Linked DNA regions of Homo sapiens: region 2 is linked to region 1. Evidence: chromatin loops called from intact Hi-C (ENCODE). Cell type or tissue: A673. All regions are shown on one strand.

Region 1 (8,000 bases):
TGCCCCTTCATTCAATATTTATTAAGCTCCTACTCTATGTCAGGCACTGCCTGAGAAAGAGAAACAAAGCTTTCTCACCTGCAGCTTATATTCCAAAACTAAGTTAATAAATACATAATACGTCATGGGGTGATAAGCACAATGGAGAGAAAGAAGGGATAAGGATTACGGATAGAGGTTGCTATAAGGTGATCATGGAAAGCCCCTCTGATGAGATGACGTATACCAGGAGATCTGAAGAAAGGAAACAAGCCATGTGGATTGCGGGGTGAGAGGTAGGGTAGAGAAGGGAAAACCAAGTGAGGAATGGCAAAAGCAAAGGCCTCGAGGCAAAACATACTTGGTGAGGCTCCCTGAAGAACAGGTGGAAGTGTCATACCACTTGTCATTTAAATGCAAATTACACTCTGCAGTCAGGCTCACTGCCTTCCCCCTCCTTTAAAAAAAAAAAAATCCATCCATCCATCAATTTTATTCTTTGACAAACTTAAGACTCAGTTACTTTTTACTTTTTATAACAAGTATTCATCCTGAAATGAAATTCCTAAATACACTTCCTTCATAATACTGTACTGAATACATATAGGCTAAATACTCCCTACATAGATTTAAAAAAAAAATCAGTATAATGGCTTATCAGTGAAATAAAGGAGAAATGAGTAATTTCTATCAAATACTACAAAATATAAATACTTGTACACAACTACATTTTAAAAAGTAGTCAAAAACTACTATAACTGATTAGCTGTGTGACCTTGGGGAAGCTATTTAAATTTCCCATACTTCAGTTTACTCACATGGAAAATGAGAATAATAGTTTCTACCTTACAGGGTTGTTGTGAGGATTAAATTAGTGCATATACATAAGGCTCTTAGAACAGTAAGTGCTATCTAAGGGTTTGCTATGATTTCTCTTATGGGGAGAATTACCACAAAAGTAACAGTAGCATGAAAATGAATACAGGGGTGTTATGTTAGAAAAATTTTCCTTTTTCCTGATATGATGAATGATTCTTTGAAAGGTTTCAAATGTAACAAAGTGCCATCTTCACAATATACACTATTGCTGCATTACTAGAAAATTTGGTGTGGATTAAAACCATGTAAAAATATTTAATACTTATACGTAAAAAGTAGTTGGGTTCTAGGCTCAGAGAATTATAAATGCATTTTGTTTTTTCACCTATGTGAATAGCTGCTGGGACTTTTTGGAAGTTGTGTGGGACACACAGCAAACCTCCCTGGTGAAAGGCTGTCCCATGTATCCCAGGACATCTAGCCTCCCTGGCCTCTGCCCACCAAGCACCAGGAGTACTCCCCAGTCACTGTCCCCTGAAATTTCCTGAATGTTCCCCAGTGTTAAGAATCACTGTTCTATTTTTTTCAACTGTCTTCAACTTTGACTCCTCATCCAGGGTGGAGGATCTTTGAGGCCAGAAAAGTATCTTATTATGTCCCTGTATTTCTCAAGGTAGTGTACTATTGCCACAAAAAGATTGTTGGCTGATGCAGATGCAAAACATCAATATTTTTATACTGATTATAGGTGACAGGAAAGGACAAGGGTTTTCACCCTCAGCAAAATCATCAAAAACATTTAAAACAGATTACATATAGTAGATAATACTCCTTGTCTTAAAACATTATGCAGAAACACACATACAGTTTCCCTTCCCTCTAAAATCTGCAGCCTCTTCTCCCTGCTGAATGTGAGTGATGGTCCCTTCATTCAACAGACTTCTATTTGGCAACTATTATGTGCCAGGCATTCTAATAGGTGCTGGATGTGAAAGGATTTAACTTATTCAAATAAGTCCCTAATTTGCTGCAATAAGGGAGATTATTTAATCATATTGAGTAAAAAGTACCAAGGAAAGTTTCCATATTTCTAGGGAATAAGAAATCTTTTCAAAAATCTCTGAGCCAAATTAAAATTCATTTCATTTTCCCTAATCTCCATTTCTAGGAGACTAGAATCTCCTTCCTATTGCCACGGTAGCTGCTATCTGCAGAGAGAATCTAGATAATTTAGAAGAGAAATTTGAATAGAGCCAGAGAGATACAATTCTTATAGTCAGACTTGGCTTCACCAAATTTAATGAAGAAACTTTAATAAGTTACAACATTTACTAGGCACCTACTATGCACAAAGAACTTTACATACCTCATTTCTAATCTTGGCAACATTCTGATAAGATAAATATTATCCCTATTTTAACATGAAAAGATGGACCTTCTTACATATTCAATAACTTGCTCCATAGGTGACAGGATTGAAATGCAAACCCAGTCCTTGCTCTTAATGGTGTATGACAGCTCATCATATAATTAGGCTGATGCAAACTCTATGATAAACAGTATGAATCTAGGAGTGGATTTGTTTATCCTCAATCTTTTTGCTAACTTTACAGTGCCTTGAATTAAAGAATCATGGTTACTATCACCATGGTCAGATCTCTGGACAGGGTGAGGAAGCAGGTGCCCACAGGCAGACAGCCCTGCCATATAGTGAGACACGCTTATGTTTGGGAGCGCTATGTGAACAACACACAGCTGCCCTCATATGCAGATGTAATGATGACGACACATTCAGACAAGGAACTGAGGTCCAGAAAAGTTCTGACAACACAACTTGAGGGACAGCGTTACAGCTAGAGCTCAGGTTTCTTATCTGTAATCCACTGCTCTCAAATGCCCAAATGATTTTATATACATATATGCAAGTGTGTTTGTTGAAATAGAAAAAATAGTTTCTTGGCCTGGTGAAGTGCCTCATGCCTGTAATCCCAACATTTTGGGAGGCCAATGCGGGAGGATTGCTTGAGGCCAGGAGGTCGAGACCAGCCTGGGCAACATAGAGAAACCACCGTCTCTACAAAAAATTTAAAAATTAGCCAGGTGTGGTGGCATGTGCTTGTAGTTCCAGATACTACTGAGGTGGGAGGTGGGAGGTGCTGAGGTGGGAGGATGGCTTGAGGCCAGGAGTTTAAGGCTGCAGTGAGCTATGATTGCACCACTGTACTCCAGCCTGGATGACAGAGCAAGACCTTGTCTCAAAAAAGAAAAAAAAAATTCCCATAATGTTCAGTTAGTTCTCTTTTTCAGACTTTTCCTAGAAATACCCCTCAGAATTTCTAGAGGCCACTTCCCTGCTATTCCTTGTTTTCTCAGTCCTTACCAGATACCCAAGCAATTAACAATCTTTTTGAACTATTTCAGTACATTTCAGGATATTTGAAATTCTGCTGATGGAGCTGAACTGCTGATACATTAACACATGCTGTCATTATTGACTTTGTAACAGAGGTCAAGAGAGAAAAGATGCATTTTTGAATAGGGAAAAACAAAACTAAATTATGGGGAAACTAAGGCTCAGAGAGGTCAAGTTGTCTTGCTCAAGGTCACAAAGCCAGTAGTAAGTAACAGGGCCAGGATTTGAACCCAGACTGTCTGGTTTCAGAGTACTCTAAATTGCCAAAAAAAGAAAACTATTTCAGGCATTATTTTATATTTAGCCTAGAGCCTACATAATAGATCCGTTAATATAATCAATTCTAAGCTGTATATTATATTACTGTGTTTGAAATATTTAAGAAATATTGTTTAAAATAAGTGTATTAGCTCTTGGACCTCTCCAACATAAGGAGTTTTCCAGGCAGTAGCACTGTTTGCAGTAGGACTTACATTATTGGAAAATATTTTATCCTATAATCAATCTACATTTATTTTACACCTTTCACCTTAAAATTAAAAGTCGTGGTAGTTATTAATCAAGAAGCAAATCTATATAACGTGGTCTCTCATATATCCAGTACTGTTCAGCTTGAACAAATGCAAATCTAATTTTTAAATGTCCCTTGAAGAATTCTGAGGCAAAGTTAAACTTCAAGTATTAAACAGAATAGCCACAGAAAACTAGTGTTTCTCAGCCTCCCTTTGCTTTCAAATGCCTTAAAAATATTTTAGAGGCAGACAATAATCTAGAATTGATTCATAACCAATATTTTACATAACAGAATGTTACATGTATTTTCATATTATAAAAACTATACTTTCTTTGATTAATGCTAGTATTCTGAAAACATCGTTAGTGCCAGTAAATCCACTAAATCTGTTTGTATTTACTGCCCTCTAGTGATAATGGCTCTACATTTGATTAAGAAAAAACTATTCCTTTCAGTAAATGAAAACATCTCTTGTAAGTTTTATGGAGATTTGAGATTAAGAGGAACTCCAGGCTGCTTTTTTAAAACCAAATAATCATCTGAACAAGCTGAGAATCGTTCTCTAAATGATCTTATTTTAATTTTTTTTTAACAAAAAAGTCTCATTTAAAATAGTAAACACCTGCAACATGTATGGAGAAAGGAAACCATTTTTGCTAAGAGGCTCCTTGAAGCTGAAATAACATGAGACTGATCTGATAGCTGTATTTATATTTCTCTTCTACATGGGCTAACTCTCTTATTAGATGTTAGCATAGTATTCTGTAATTGTTGATACAGTTTGAATTCATATATGGTAGAGACAGAGTTTTGTATAACTATTTAGTCAATTTACCTAAAACCAGCAGCAGCAGCATATCTACTACAGACTTTTGTTTCACTGAAGAATAATCATGACAATAAATGGGTGCAAAAACTTCACATAAATGAAGCCTCCACAAAAATAATCTTGTATGAAAAAGTATTGTCTCCTTATAGAGAAAATTAGGATCTCCAATTCACTTAAATTGGCCTAAATGAATACCATAATCATCATAAAATAGTTACTAATGTCCCCTCTGTACTTCGTGGTATGCTTTGTGGAAACAATTTAAACAAAGAGAATATCTGTCTCCTAAAGTAATAATAACTAGTGTAAATAGGCATGCTTCCAGAAATATATAATCTTTTACACATATCACTTTAATATGTGCATCTTAAAATAATTTTAAGTAATAAAATTTGAGCTATAAAAGAGAAATGATATTCTTTTCAACAAAGAATGCTTGAACAATTGAGCATCCACTCATAAAACAAGAAACTTCAACCTTTATCCTGCACCACACTAACATCTACTTGAAATGAATCATAGAACTAAATGTAAAATCTAAAACTAAAGAACTTCTAGAAGAAAACACAGTAGAAAGTAGTTGTGATCTTGCGTTAGGCAAAGATTTCTTAAACCACAAAAGCATGAAGCATAAAATAAAAAATGGTATACTGGACTTTACCAAATTTCTCTTTGAAAAAAACTGTTAAGAAAACAGAACAACAAGCCACAGACTTGAGAAGGGAATATGTACAAAATGCATATCAAATAAAGGACTTGTATCCAGAAATTATTTTTTAAAAAATCTTTACAACACAATAAGAGGACAATCCAGTGAAAAGATGGTCAAAAGATTTGAACAAACAAACACTTCATAAGAATCAAAAAGATCAATAAGCATGTGAAAAGATCCATGACCATCATTAGACATTAGGGAAACAAAAAGTAAAACCACAGTGAGATGCCACACTACATACTTACTAGAATGTATAAAATACAAAATACAAACAATACAAAATGCTGGCCTGGATGCAGAGCAAATTAAATTCTCATACATTGCTAGTGAGAATGCAAAATGGTATAGAAACTTTGGAAAAAGGTTTGACAGTTTCTTATAAAGTTAAAAAGTAGAGTGACCATATGACCCAGCAATCCTACTTCTAAGTATCTACCCATGAGAAATGAAAACATATGTCTATATAAAGACCTATATGAAAATGTTTATAGCAACTCTCTATAGCAGAAACCCAGAAACAGTTCAGATATCAGTCAACTGGTGAATGGGTAAACAAATTGTGTCCATAAAATGACATACTGGAAAAAAATGAAATACTAAAAAGCAATAAAATGAAACAAATTACCAATAGATGCAATAACACAAAATGTATTATAAGTGAAACTTATAATTCAACTCAAAACTCAAAAGTATTGTAAGTGAAAGAAGCCATTCACAAAAGGCTATATCTTTAATGTATTATTCATTCTGGCAAGGCAAAACCATAGGGACAATCAGCACTGGACGTGGGGTTTGGGGAATGACTATAAAAAGCAAGAGAAAACTTTTTGGGTGGTATAAATATCCTATATTATATAGTACATATATATTATAATTACACATTACCTATATATCTAGATTATGGTGGTGGTTATCCAATTGTACACATTTGTGAAAATGCATTCAACTATACCTCTAGAAAGAGTAACTCTTATGTAAATTATACCTCAAAAATCTAACTTTGAAAAATATTAGCTGATGTTATCAAATTATTTCAATTCCAGATTTGCTTAACTTTACAACTTTGCCCAAAGATAAATGCAAAACAAAAACCTCAGGCATAGTTATGTATGATAAAACACCATTTTTACCCTTTCAAAGAGCTCCACCATTATTTCCCAGAAAACAGGCATACAGTTATCCAAGGTCCACATTAGCTTTAATGATACAACATTCAGTGAATTCCCAGTTGTGAAAAGCCTTTAGGTTGGCAGGGCGCTGTGGCTCATGCCTGTAATCCTAGCACTTTAGGAGGCCGAGGCAGGCAGATTGCCTGAGCTCAGGAGTTTGAGATCAGCCTCGGCAATATGGTGAAACCCTGTCTCTACTAAAAATACAAAAAATTAGCAGGGTGTGGTGGTGCACTCATGTAATCCCAGCTACTCGGGAGGCTGAGGCAGGAGAATTGCTTGAGCCCGGGAGGCAGAAGTTGCAGTGAGCTGAGATCGCGCCACTGCACTCCAGCCGGGGTGACAGAGATTCTGTCTCCAAAAATAAAATAATAAGAGAAGCCTTTAGGTGATAAAATAATAGTCAAAGTATTCTTTTAAGTATTATTATTTTATTTTTTTTTAATTCTTTGTAATAAAAAGTTCCATAAAGTAAAATATTGTCCTTTTTTGTTTTATTTTTATTTGTATCAATTCAAGGGGACAGGTGCAGTTTGTTACCTGGACCTGATTTTTAAATAAATCAAACTCAGTTTAGTTATTTCATGGTGATCCTGGGAGACTGTTTGTCAGTCATCATCGAATAGCGAATGAGTATCCTTTGTATGCTCATTCTAGGCTGTAAGTACCATGTCAGCTGATGGAGACACAAAAATCCAATAAAGTAGGTATAGCTGGGGGAGGTTCCAAGATGGCCAAATAGGAACAGCTCCAGTCTACTGCTCCCAGCATGAGTGATGCAGAAGACGGGTGATTTCTGCATTTCCAACTGAGCTTTGAAAAGAGTAGTGGATCTCCCAGCATGAAGTTTGAGATCTGAGAATGGACACACTGCTTCCTCAAGCGGGTCCCTGACCCCCGAGTAGCCTAACTGGGAGGCACCTCCCAGTAGGGGCCAACTGACACCTCATACAGCCAGATGCCCCTCTGAGATGAAGCTTCCAGAGGAAGGATCAGGTAGCTACATTTGCCGTTCTGCAATATTTGCGGTTCGGCAGCCTCTGCTGGTGATACCCAGGCAAACAGGGTCTGGAGTGGACCTCCAGCAAACTCGAACAGACCCACAGCTGAGGGTCCTGACTGTTAGAAGGAAAACTAACAAACAGAAAGGGCATCCACACCAAAACCCCATATGTACGTCACCATCATCAAAGACCAAAGGTAGATAAAACCACAAAGATGGGGAGAAACCAGAGCAGAAAAGCTGAAAGTTCTAAAAATCAGAGCTCCTCTTCTCCTCCAAAGGAATGCAGCTCCTCACCAGCAACGGAACAAAGCTGGACAGAGAATGACTTTGACAAGCTGAGAGAAGAAGGCTTCAGACGATGGGTAATAAACTTTTCCGAGCTAAAGGAGGATGTTCAAACCCATCGCAAAGAAGCTAAAAACCTTGAAAAAAGATTAGACAAATGGCTAACTAGAATAACCAGCATAGAGAAGACCTTAAATGACCTGATGGAGCTGAAAACCATGGCATGAGAACTACATGATGCATTCACAAGTTTCAGTAGCCAATTCCATCA
Region 2 (8,000 bases), 530 kb before region 1:
GCTTTTTCTCCTTTCCCAATTTATTTTCCACAATTATCCTTCTTTAATTTAAAAAATGGAGGGCATACCTTTCACCCACCCATCCATCTGTTCATCCATCTATCCATTCATCCATCTATTCATTGAAACATACAATATTTTTCCCTGGTGCATTTTTTCACTAGCTATAAACACCATTTGAGCCCCAAGAACAAAGGGAAAATTTGAAACTGTAGAGTTTCTTTAAGGAATATTAAAGTGCATGGGTCTTACTTCCTCTGAGTGACAAACCTATAGCAAGACTTCCTGCTTCATTCTTTGTTTTGGTTTTTTTTGTTGTTGTTCCTTTCTTTTTTTTTCCCTCAAGACAGAATTTGGCAACAAGATGGTTGTCACAGATACGGGTATTAGCACATTTGTTTGAGTTGAAACACAAAGTCATATTTTCTGATTGATTAGTTTGACAATGAAGGTTATGTTTGTCAATTAAATTATAGTGGAAGTTGTTCATAAATTGAAAGTGCAGCTCCATTGTTTTGGGCAAAATATATTTAAGAGGCACATATAATTTTCCCCATATCAGATATATATTTTATTACTCTTTGTAGTAGTCTGTTCTCAAGCTACTAATAAAGACATTCCCGAGACTGGGTAATTTATAAAGGAAACAGGTTGAATTGACTCACAGTTCCACATGGCTAGGGAGGCCTCACAATCATGGTGGAAGGCAAATGAGGAGCAAAGTCATGTCTTACATGGCAGCAGGCAAGAGAGTGTGTGCAAGGGAACTCTCCTTTATAAAACCATCAGATCTTGTGAGACTTATTCACTATCATAAGAACATCACAGGAAAGACCTGCCCCCATGATTCAATTACCTCCCACTAGGTCCCTCTCAGGACATGTGGGAATTATGGGAGCTACAATTCAAGATAAGATTTGGGAGGGGACACAACCAAACCATCTGATTTCACCCCTGGCCCCTCCCAAATCTCATGTCCTCACATTTCAAAACCAATCGTGCCTTCCTAACAGTCCCCCAAAGTCTTAATTCATTTCACCATTAACTCAAAAGTCCACAGTCCAAAGTCTCATCTGAGACAAGGCAAGTCCCTTCTGCCTATGAGCCTATGAGCAAGTTAGTTACTTCCTAGATACAATGTGGGTACAGGCATTGGTTAAACACAGCCATTTCAAAAGGAAGAAATTTTCCAAAACAAAAGGACTACAGGCCCCATGCAAGTCCAAAATCCAATATGGCTGTCATTAAACCTTAAAGTTCCAAAATGATCTCCTTTGACTCCATGTCTCACATCCAGGTCACACTGATGCAAGAGGTTTACTCCCACAGCCTTGGGCAGCTCCACCCATGGCTTTGCAGGAAACAGCTCCCCCGCCGGCTGCTTTCACATCTGGCATTGAGTGTCAGTAGCTTTTCCAGGCACATGGTGCAAACTGTCAGTGGATCTGCATTCTGGGGTCTGGAGAATGGTGGTCATCTTCTCACAGCTCCAGTAGGCAGTGCCCCAGTAGGGACTCTGTGTGGGAACTTGCACCCCACATTTCCCTTCCCATTGCCCTAGCAGAGGTTCTTCATGAGGACCCACCCCTACAACAAACTTCTGCCTGGACATCCAGGAGTTTCTATACATCCTCTGAAATCTAGGCAGAAGTTCTGTGTGCCCACAGGCTCAACACCACTTGGAAGCTGCCAAAGCTTAGGGCTTGCACCTTCTGAAGCCACGGCCCAAGCTGTACCTTGGCACCTTTAAGTCGTGGCTGGAGCAGTTAGGATGCAGGCCATCAACTCCCTAGGTTGCACACAGCAAGGGAGTCCTGGGTCCAGCCTGGGAAACCATTTTTTCCTCCTAGGCCTCCGGGCCTCTGATGGGAGGGGCTGCTACAAAGTCTCTCACATGCCCTGGAGACATTTTCCCCATTGTCTTGGTGATTAACATTCAGCTCCTTGCTACTTATGCAAATTTCTGCAGCCAGCTTGAATTTCTCCTCAGAAAATGTTTTTTTCTTCTCTACTGCATCATTAGGCTGCAAATTTTCCAAACTTTTGTGGTCTGCTTTCTCTTGAATGCTTCACTGGTTAGAAATTTCTAACTGTCTTTTAGATACACTAAATCATCTCTCTCTGGTTCAAAGTTCAACAGATCTTAGGGCAGGGGCAAAATGCCATCAGTCTCTTTGCATAGCAAGAATGACCTTTATTCCAGTTCCCAAAAAGTTCCTCAGTTCCATCTGAGACCACCTCAGCCTGGACCTTGTTGTCCATACTATCAGCATTTTGCTCAAAACCATTCAACAAGTCTCTAGGAAGTTCAAAACTTTCCCACATCTTCCTATCTTCTGAGCCTTCCAAGTCTCTAGGAAGTTCCAAACATTCCCACATTTTTCTATCTTCTTCTGAGCCCTCCAATCTGTTCTAACCTCTACCTGTTATGCAGTTCCAAAGTCACTTCCACATTTCAGGCATCTTTATAGCAGCACGCTACTCTACTGGTACAAATTTACTGTATTAGTTTGTTCTCACATTGCTAATAAAGACATGCCTGAGACTGGTAATTTATAAAGGAAAGAGGTTTAATTGACTCACAGTTCCACATGGCTGAGGAGGTCCCAGAATCATGGCAGAAGGCAAATGAAGAACAAAGTCATCTCCTACATGGTGGCAAGCAACAGAGTGTGTGCAGGGGAACTCCCCTTTAGATCAGATCTTGTGACACTTATTTACTATCATAAGAACAACATGGAAAATACCGACCCTCATGATTCAATTACCTCCCACTGGGTCCCTCCCAGGACACATGGGAATTATAGGAGCTACAATTCAAGATGAGATTTAGGTGGGGACACAGCCAAACCATATCACTCTTTAATCTTATGACAAAATCTACATGTCAACTTAAAAGTGTGTGAAGAGGTACATAATTTTCAAAAGTATTTTATTAGGGAGTCCAGTAAACAAAACATGTAAAGTCCTATGAGTCAGAAGATAGGAAGGGACAGAAAATAACCAGAAAATGTCAGAGGCATAAAAGAAAACCAGAAGAGATGGCAGGAAAGACTCCAGGAAGTAAAGTGTAAAACATTGCAGGGAGGTCAAGTAGAACAATAATTAGAGGGTAATCTAATCTGTGTGAATGCAGTTTCTGTAGGTGGGACAGAGTGAACAGTCTATTTAGGTCATTCAAAAAGTTGGGAAGTGATGGTGATGAAAACTGAGTTCTATCTAGAATATTATCCAGCAAGATCATTGGGGTTATAACTGCTTAAAAAAGAAAAAGCACTTCAATATGTTGAAGAGTGAGGACTACTGAAGGAATATGATCTGGGGGAATGGGCAGAAGGAGAAAAATTCACCTTTGGGACAAGGAAGACAGCTGTTCTCTGAAGCTGGCAATGAGAAGAGGAGTTTGGAGACAGCTGAAGAGGAAGGAAGAAGCCAGAGCCTCCACCACAAGGTGACCATCTTCTCAGTAAAGCACAAAATGAAGTCATGTGCTGAGAGTAGCTATTTGGGTGGAGAGCAGAGAAGTAGTGAAGGGACTATTTGGAAGAACTTGCCAAGAAATCCGTAACAGAGGATTTGGAGAGAGGACCACTTCAGGATCATTGCTCATCCTAGCTTTCTGGTGAGTTTTTAAAGTGAAATTTTATCAACACTTCACTTTTAAGGTTTCTATATTTGTCCAGTTTTCTATAGTGAAAAAGGAAGAAATAATTTTTTTTTTAAATAAAGGCTCCTCACACTCACCAAAGAAAAAGATCAAGGAGGTGTGGACAAACAGTGTCACGAGCAAGCTCTCTTGGTACTGTAACGTAAAGGAAGAGTTTATTGCATTTATATGGAGTAACTCAATGTTTTTTAGTTCATTTGATCAGTCTTAAGTGCTTATAGAGATGTCCTTTTAAATTATCGACTAGTACTTTCAGGCAGTCTATCCATAGCCAAGCAAACCAGCTGAAAGGGTCAGCCATTCAATCTTGCTTAAGTTGTATTGGTCCAGAGTATGATGGTTTCTAAAAATCAGCTTCATAGAAATCATGTTTATAACAAAGACACTAGTAACTGGGCATATGTACAAAAATAGGGGGTGAGAAAGTAAAAAACAAACGAAAGAAATCAAAAACAAAACTACACACACACATTGCCAAACCAAGATTTTTAAGCAGCAGAGGGCAGCCTTCTCTTAAGTTTTGGTTTTAAAACATTTGCTCCCAAAGCAACCTGGCCCTTAACTTCTACAGTAATTTTTTTTTTTTTCTGCAGGTGATATAAACAACACTGGGCACTAGTAAAGTGAAAAAGACAGATTTCTAATCAGTAATATACTATAGCAATGAGGAAAAGAGCCCAGTGTGAACTGTGGTCAAGTTTGATTTGCACAAAGTTGACTCAGCATCTTAAGGGAGAATGAGGGAATAGGGAGTGAGTGAGCAGAGGCTCAGCAGAGCCAGGAAAGGGAAAAAATTACAAAAAGCAGGAAAAGGGGAGTTGCTCCATGTGAAACCCATCTGAGTTTGCTACTGACATGATCAAAGTTAAGCTCCTACTCTTCCACAGAGACTAGGAGACAAGGGCTCTATCTTCAGGTGTTGGCTGGAACAAACAGTGGATTCTTTTGGTAGCTTGAGGTTTTTTCAGGCAACACTTTAAGGGGCAGCTAGGGTCATCCTAGGGATGTGGCCTTGAGCTGTGAGAAACTGTTAGCGTTTGTTCCAAGTCTGCATAGGCCAAGGCTGGTACCTAGTAGAGAAAAGGCCCAACAAAGCCTGGGGAGAGTTTGGTCAAGAAGAGAGTCTTAGTCACAGTGGAGAGTATCAATACTAGTTTTATTGACAAAAGCATAATTCCACCATTTCCTTCTACCAATAGGATAATATTAGTGCTTCTTTATGACTTATTGACAGTAATTCTGCTTAGGGGCTGCCTTAGGTCCTCAACAGAATTTGGGAGACAACTTGAGAAATAGTTATTATCTTTCTCTTAAGGGAACTCTTTGTCTTGCCCTTATCCCTTTAAACAACCCTCAAGAATTGAAGTGGTCACTTGTGTTTCTCCTATCCAGCATCCCTTCCCCTTCTTATAGTCAAAATGTCATTGCTAGCTGTTGGCAAACCATGCTTTGGAGTAGGGAGGACTTGTTGGCCTCATTCCTTAGCTTCAGGGTGGGTGTGTGAGCCTGGCTCAACCCATCAGAGCATCACACATCTCTAGCCACAGGATGTTCCAACAGTTGGCTTGGAACCTGACTCAGGCCAGTGACCAACTCTAGGACTTCTGGAAGTGTAGAGAAGACAAGCATTCTTGCTACTATCCTGCCAGTGTATGGAGCCTGGAGCTGTAGGGACTTCCTAGAGGAAAGGGTACCAACCAGAAAAAGGAGAGACCAAGACCTGATGACATTTCTGAAACCCTGGATCCAATCATTTCATGTTTGTTTTATGTTAGTTTATTATGAAATATTTCAGATATTCAAGAGGATTATTATAATGAATACCCATGTACTCTTCAGGCAGTTTGAGAAATAAAAGATTGCCAATGAAACTAAGTAAGCACATAGACTCTTTAGTTAGATAGGTCAGTAAATCCACTTTGTGTAAGTCAGTTTGAGTTGTGGCTCTGTCCCCTGAAACAAAAGAACTCAAACGGAGTTTATATGTATGCAATAAAGCCTGTCCAAAAGACAATCTAGAGGCAAAGTGTAAAACTAAATAAATATTAAATGAATCAACCAATCAAAGCAAAGGGTATCAGAGAGTTTTTGTTGGAAATAATGCACCCTATTCCAGCTAACTTTGCACCTTTTTTTTTAGATGGAGTTTTGCTTTTGTTGCCCAAGCTGGAGTGCAATGGCACCATCTCCGCTCACTGCAACCTCCGCTTCCCAGGTTCAAGCTATTCTCTTACCTCAGCCTCCCAAATACCTGGGATTACAGGTGTGTGCCACCACGCCCAGCTAATTTTTTGTATTTTTAGTAGAAATGGGATTTCACCATGTTAGCCAGACTGGTCTTGAACTTCTGACCTCAAGTGATCCACCTGCCTCGGCCTCTGAAAGTGCTGGGATTACAGGAGTGAGCCACTGCACCCAGCCAACTTTGCACCCTTTTTAAACCTGAGGTCCCAGTGACCCTGGCCCCTATACTTGCCTACAATTGTCTTGTCTTGACATTCTGCTGCCTGAATCAGCTGAAAGCCCTTTTTATTCCACAGAAATGTTCTTTTTTGACCAAGCCTAAAGGCCATACTTAGAAGCAGAAAATACGAAACAACCCCTGGCTCTGACCTTGTCTCCATCAGCCATCCAGTGTCTGGTCCACACTACAGCCCTGCCAGCTTCCTGACAAGCTGTGCATTTCTCATGGCACTTTCCACACCTGTTCTGCTGACCTCGGAGCCCCCCTGAATGGGCTTTGTAATTTCTCAACAAGCTGGTCTCAAAGCTCAGTGTGGATTCACTTCTCCTGAGAGCCTCATCAAAGAGTGGGGATCTTGCCATTTCTACACTATCCAAGCCTGCACTTGCCCTCTAGTTTTCCAAAACAATTTACAGGCACACACTTAGATGATCAAATTCTTAAAAAGAACAAGGATGATGAACAAAAAGAAACCAAGATGATGGTTACTCTGGAGACGAAAGATGAGAACATCATAGGGTGGGGCAAATTGGGGTTTCCAAAGTAGTGGTGATTTTTCAATTTCTTTACCTGAGTGTACTTATTTGTTATTCTCTAAACTATATAGGTACATTTGTATGTGTGTAAATATTTGTGTGTATATATATAATACACATACAAGTGCTGCATATGCTGTGTGATGTGTATTTATGTTTAGCACCATAAAGTCTATTATTTTAGCCCAAGATTACTCTCCAAGAATAATCCCTATTTTTTCATTTATTAATAAGCAACATTTATTGAACCCCTTTTACATGATATGACAGACCCTGATAAATCAGACAGCAGTGAACAAAAAAGACATAACCCATCTTCTCATGAACTTAGCACTAAGTTTAGGAGGGATAAGAGTAACACAAAATATCAAAGTATTAGATAGTGCTACAAGCTATTATAAAAATGGAACAAGTTGGTATGAAAGTGAGCATCAGTGTGTGTGGGGTAACAGGGAGTGCCAGCATGTGCAGGGTGACAGTGAGAGCATGTGCGGAGATGAGAGCGACAATGTGTGTAGGGGTGACGTGTTTGTGTGTAGGGCTAACTATGATAATCGGCATAGGCATGAAGTGAGAGTATGTGTAGGGGTGACAGTGAGTGGCAGTATGTTTAGAGGTGACAGTGAGTGAGTGTGTGTAGAGGTAACAGTGAGTGGCAATGTGTGTAGTGGTGACAGAGCATGTGTAGCTGTGACAGGGAGTGACAGTGTGTGTAAGGTGGCCATGTGTGACAATATATATGGGGTGACAGTGAGAGACAATTTGTGTAGGGGTGACAGTGAGAGTGTGTGTAGGTATGACAGTGAATGACAGTATATGTAGGGTGACAGTGAGTAAGAGCATGTGTATGGGTGACAGTCAGTGACAATGTGTATAGGGGTGACAGTGAGAGACAATGTGTGTACAACTGACAGTGCATGAGAGAATGTGCAGGAGTGACAGCAAGTGATAATGTGTGTAGGAGTGACAGCATGTGTAGGGGTGACAGTGAGGGGCAGCATGTGTAGGGGTGACAGTGAAGGACAGCATGTGTAGGGGTGACAGTGAGTGACAGCCTGTGTAGAGGTGACAGTGAAGGACAGCATGTATAGGGGTGACAGTGAGTGACAGCATGTGTAGGGGTGACAATGAGGGATAGTATGATTAGAGGTGACAGTGAGGGGCAGCATGCATAGGGATGATAATGAGGGACAGCATGTGAAGGGGTGACAGTGAGGGGCAGCCTGTGTAGGGGTGACAGGAAGTGACAGCATGCGTAGGGGTAACAGTGAGGGGCAGCATGTGTAGGGGTGACAGGAAGTGACAGCATGCGTAGGGGTAACAGTGAGGGGCA

The links. A loop is a pair of places that touch in the nucleus more often than their neighbours do. Peaks named below come from ENCODE experiments on the same cell type or tissue, not always from the same donor. Only the 100,000 strongest peaks of a DNase experiment are listed, where the experiment ranks them.
Region 2: a loop joins it to region 1, with 4 times the contacts of the local background. A loop is called at or near these places in 2 of 110 quality-filtered maps.

What each region holds. Positions count from the first base shown.
Region 1 is chr5:59,003,527-59,011,526 of GRCh38, forward strand. The region is part of intron 6 of PDE4D (phosphodiesterase 4D); the gene reads right to left. Among named protein-coding and RNA genes, the nearest start is that of PDE4D-AS1, 32 kb to the right of the region's middle. RefSeq lists an enhancer at 1-281. In A673, CTCF peaks have their summits at 4,144 (motif pointing left) and 4,344; a DNase peak (open chromatin) is centred at 4,125.
Region 2 is chr5:58,473,785-58,481,784 of GRCh38, forward strand. No RefSeq gene overlaps it. Among named protein-coding and RNA genes, the nearest start is that of GAPT, 14 kb to the right of the region's middle. In A673, a CTCF peak has its summit at 4,138 (motif pointing right); no DNase peak of the experiment used is centred here.